Linked DNA regions of Homo sapiens: region 2 is linked to region 1. The links are chromatin loops, found by intact Hi-C in ENCODE. Cell type or tissue: ovary. All regions are shown on one strand.

Region 1 (2,500 bases):
TGCTTGTTTTGAGCCTAGGAGAGAAAAGTGCATAACAGCATGGGGCAGCCCCTGCGTTACCATGGGAACAGAAGGCATGGCAGCAAGGAGATCAATAAACAGCCCCTGGAGTGAAAAGAAAGGAGGGCTGCAGACAAAGGCAGAAGCCGAGAGAAAGCCTAAGGAAGGCTGCCTAGATGGCTGGCCACCGCGCTTGGACGGGAGTCAGGAAACAAGAGCGTCTGGGAAGCTTATCTGTATGAAATCATTTTTTCCCAGGCCATTTTCCTCTTCATCGTTTATTCTTTCTGTTGATTTGTAAAACCTTTCACTGAAGCTTTTATCAGAAAAATGTACAAAGCAGCAGGACAGTAGCCATGGAAGCCAAAATCCACTAAGGAGTGGAGTGTGTAACCACTCACCTGCCAGGAAAAAAATATATACACAACCCATGGGTCCAACTGACCGAATTATTCCAAAGTGAATACACATTCCCCACAGTGACAATGCTTAGGTCAAGGAACAGAACATCACCAGCACCCCCGGAACCTCCCTTTGTGTCCTTCCCAAGCATTTGCTCCTACCCTCACTTGTTGCACCGTAGATTCATTTTGTCTGTTCTTTTTTTTTTTTTTTTTTGAAACGGGGTCTCCCAGGCTAGAGTACAGTGCAGTGGCGTGAGCTGAGATCACTGCAACCTCTGCCTCCCAGGTTCAAGCGATTCTCCCGCCTCAACCTCCTGAGTATCTGGGATTACAGGTCCATGCCACCACTCCCCATTAATTTTTTTTGTATTTTTAGTAGAGACGAGGTTTCACCATGTTGGCCAGGCTGGTCTCGAACTCCTGGCCTCAAGAGATCTGCCCGCCTTGGCCTCCCAAATTGCTGGGATTACAGGCATGAGCCACCAAGCCCAGCACTCCCTGTGCTTTTTAATGTATCCGTATAAGAAAATTTAGTTTTATGACAATATTGCCAGCAATACAAAGTATATTTTTAATCCAGACTCCTGAGGACAAGAATCTGAATTTATCCTGCATAGAAGATTAGAGAAGAAATAAACAAGTAACCATGTGTTAAAAGACATTTAGACATTTGGATAGTAACGTTGATTTAAATATAATTCTCTGGCAATGGAAAGTTGTTTTGTTTACAGCCCTTGAGGGTTTGCAAAAAGTCACTATGGTCGGGTGCAGTGGCTCACGCCTATAATCCCAGCACTTTGGGAGGCCGAGGCGGGAGGATCACCTGAGGTCAGGAGTTCAAAACCAGCCTGACCAATATGGCGAAAGCCTGTCTCTACTAAAAATACAAAATTTAGCTGGGCATGGTGGTGCGCGTCTGTAATCCCAGCTACTCGGGAGGCTGAGGCAGAAGAATCGTTTGAACCCGGGAGGTGGAGGCTGCAGTGAGTTGAGATCGTGCCACTGCACTCCAGCCTGGGCAACAGGGCGAGACTCTGTCTCAAAATAAATAAATAAGTAAATAAATAAATAAATAAATACTGATAAGATTCTAAGCTATAAGGCCTGTCTCATTGTATAAATTGTATGTGGAGGGCTCTAGCCAGGTGCCCTGGCAGCCTGGCATTTCTCCGCATAGGCTACAGAGTCAAAGCTTGGGAGCAGTCACCTGAATCCTGGTGGCATGCCCTGGCATCTTCGCCTGGAACACAGCAGTCCTGTGAAGAGCTATCACAAAGCTGTTTCTCATCTGCCTCCCTGGTTCTTTTTTTTGAGACAGGGTCTTGTTCTGTCACCTAGGCTGGAGTGCATGATCACGGCTCACTGCAGCCTTGACTTCCTGGGCTAAAGCAATCCTCCCACCTTGGCCTCCTGAGTAGCTGGGACTATCGGTGCATGCCACTACGCCTAGTTAATTTTTGTATTTTTTTGTAGACACAGGGTTTCACCATGTTACCCAAACCGATCTCAAATTCCTGGGCTCAGCTGGGTGCAGTGGCTCACGCCTGTAATCCCAGCACTTTGGGAGGCCGAGGTGGGTGGATCACCAGAGGTCAGAAGTTTGAGACCAGCCTGGCCAACATGGTGAAACCTTGTCTCTACTAAAAACACAAAAATTAGCCAGGTGTGGTGGTGGGTGCCTGTAATCCCAGCTACTCGGGGGGTTGAGGCAGGAGGACTGCTTGAAACTGGGAGGTGGAGGTTGCAGTGAGCCAAGATCACACCACTGCACTCCAGCCTGGGTGACAGAGAAAGATTCCGTCTCAGAAAAAAAAAAAAAAAAACTCCTGGGCTCAAGCGATCTACCTGCCTCAGCCTCCCAAAGTGTTGGGATTACAGGTGTGAGCCACTGCACCCAGCCTGTCTCTCTGGTTCTGATGACACAGGGGACTTTCTGCCTCAGCAGGCCTGCCCCTTAGGGTACAGTGGAAGATTTCACTGTAATTCTCAATTCCATTTTTTTTTTTTTTGAAACAGAGTCTTGCTCTGTCACCCAGGCTGGAGTGCAGCGGCACAATCTCAGTTCACTGCAACCTCTGCCTCCCGGGTTCAAGCAA
Region 2 (2,500 bases), 740 kb before region 1:
TGGTTTGGCAGATACTCTCAAAGTGAAGGGGTAGCAATAGTGGATGCGTTTGTGTACTCCCAAAATTCATATTTTGAAACCTAATTACCAAAGTGATGATATTAGAAGGTGGGGCCTTTGGGAGGTGATTTGATCTCAAGGGTTCTGCCCTCATGAATGGGATTAGTGACCTAATAATAGAGGCCTGACGGAGCTTGTTTGCCCCTTCCACCATGTGAGGATACATCAAGGAGATGCCATCAATGATAAATGGGCCCTCGCCAGACACCAAATCTGCTGGCACCTTGATATTGGATTTGTCAGCCTCTAGAGTCGTAATAAAGAAATTTCTGTTGTTTATAAGTTACTCAGTTTATGGTATCTTTGTTATAGCAGCCTGAGCAGACTCAGACAGTGGAGTGTCTGTTTTGTTGAGGTTGCTGTGGCCGAGCTTCTGCGGTCTGATTTCCTGTGAAGTCAGTGCTTGCAGCAAGCCACAGGAACAGTGAAGAATTTCCTAAAAATCTCCCAGAGTGTGGATGGACATTGTTTTTTTGTTTGTTTGTCTGCTTGTTTTGAGACGGAGTCTTGCTCTGTCACCCAGGCTGGAGTGCAGCTGCGCGATCTCAGCTCACTGGAAGCTCTGCATCCCGGGTTCATGCCATTCTCTTGCCTCAGCCTCCTGAGTAGCTGGGACTACAGGCGCCTGCCACCATGCCTGGCTAATTTTTTTTTGTATTTTTAGTAGAGATGGGCTTTCACCGTGTTAGTCAGGATGGTCTCGATCTCCTGACCTCGTGATCCGCCCACCTTGGCCTCCCAAAGTGCTGGGATTACAGGCGTGAGCCACTGTGCCCGGCCAGACATTGTTTTTTCATGTTCAGCAAACCTTTGTTGAGCATGTACTGCATGGCAGACCCCATTGAGTTGTTTTTTTTGTTTTTTTTTTTTTTTTTTTTTTTTTGAGACGGAGTATCTCTCTGTCTCCAGGCTGGAGTGCAGTGGCATGATCTCAGCTCATCTCAACCTCTGCCTCCCGGGTTCAAGCGATTTTCCTGCCTCAGCCTGCTGCGTAGCTGGGACTACGGGTGCACGCCACCATGCCTGGCTAATTTTTTTGTATTTTAGTGGAGACGGGGTTTCACCATGTTGGCCAGGATGGTCTCGATCTCCTGACCTTGTGATCCGCCCACCTCTGCCTCCCAAAGTGCTGGGATTACAGGCGTGAGCCACCACGCCCAGCCTATTTTGAGTATTCTACAGTGAACAAAGCAGAAAAAATAGTTCCTGCTTTGTGGGGACATGGATAATAAAAAGGTGATACATAGATAGTTATAGGTTTCTGTTGTGTGCATGTGTGTGTCTGTGTGTATAAGTATTCATCCTCTGGTGATGAATGAAAGTAAATCAAGATAGGGGAACAAGGAATCACCTGTGGATGTGGGGTGGGCAGGGAAGGTCTCAATAATAGGGTGCCATTTGAGCAGAGATCCAAAGGAAGTGAAGGAGGATTTGAAGTAGGTCATGCCAGGCAGAGGGAATAGCAAGTACAAAAGCCCTGAGCCAGAGGATTAGCTGCCATCATGCTTCTTTGCAGCCTCAAGTCACATCTCCAGTGTATCAGCAAAACACCTCAAGGATTTACTTGAAATGGTCCCAGGTTGTAGTGACCCAAGATGCCTGAGAGAAGTAAACATAAATCCACTTTGGTGTAAGCCACCTTTCAACCCACAGATAAAATTTCAAAATATAGGAACCCACAGTGTAAAAACTCATAGTGCACACAAGATAACAAGACACAAAACACTATTAGCAAGATTCATAAAAAACGACAGTCAAACCTATACAACTTCAGATATAGAAGTTATTAGACATAGACCGTTTAGTATAGGCTGGGTATGGTGGCTCACACCTGTAATCCCAGCACTTTGGGAGGCCAAGGTGAGAGGATGACTTGAGGCCAGGAGTTCAAGATCAGACTGGATAACATAATGAGACCCCATCTCTATGAAAAATAAAAAAATTAGCCAGGCCTGGTGGTATGCACCTGTAGTCCTAGCTACTCAGGAGGCTGAGGTAGGAGGATTGCTTGAACCTCAGAAGTTAAGGCTGCAGTGAGCCATGATTGTACTCCAGCCTGGATGACAGAGTGAGACTATGTCTCAAAAAAAAAAAAAAAGTACACATTTAAAGTAACAAAAGAAGGTGTGCTTGTTTGCTAGGGCTGCCATAATAAAGTACCATAGACTGAGTTGTTTAAAAGATAGAAATGTATTATCTCACAGTTCTGGAGGCCAGAAGTCTAAAATCAAGGTTTTGGAAGGGCTAGTTTTTTTCTGAGGCTGTTAGGGAATGACTACTCTGCCATTAGCACTGCAGAGTCAATTGAACCTCTTTCCTTTATAAATGCCATTAGCAGAGTAGTCATTGAAAGAGAATAGAGACCAGAAAGAGAACAAAATACAAGTGAGAATTTACAAACATAAGTGACTGATATGGTTTGGCTGTGTTCCCACCCAAA

Evidence for each region. Hi-C counts contacts between places; a loop is a spot of excess contacts. Peaks named below come from ENCODE experiments on the same cell type or tissue, not always from the same donor. Only the 100,000 strongest peaks of a DNase experiment are listed, where the experiment ranks them.
Region 2: it touches region 1 in a loop (7-fold over the local background); 1 of 110 quality-filtered maps calls a loop at or near these places.

What each region holds. Positions count from the first base shown.
Region 1 is chrX:47,314,019-47,316,518 of GRCh38, reverse strand. No RefSeq gene overlaps it. Among named protein-coding and RNA genes, the nearest start is that of ZNF157, 55 kb to the left of the region's middle. In ovary, no CTCF peak of the experiment used is centred here; no DNase peak of the experiment used is centred here.
Region 2 is chrX:48,053,890-48,056,389 of GRCh38, reverse strand. It overlaps ZNF630-AS1 (ZNF630 antisense RNA 1), which reads right to left and starts at 80. Exons shown (of 2, transcript NR_046742.2): 1 at 1-80. In ovary, no CTCF peak of the experiment used is centred here; no DNase peak of the experiment used is centred here; H3K27ac peaks cover 732 bases.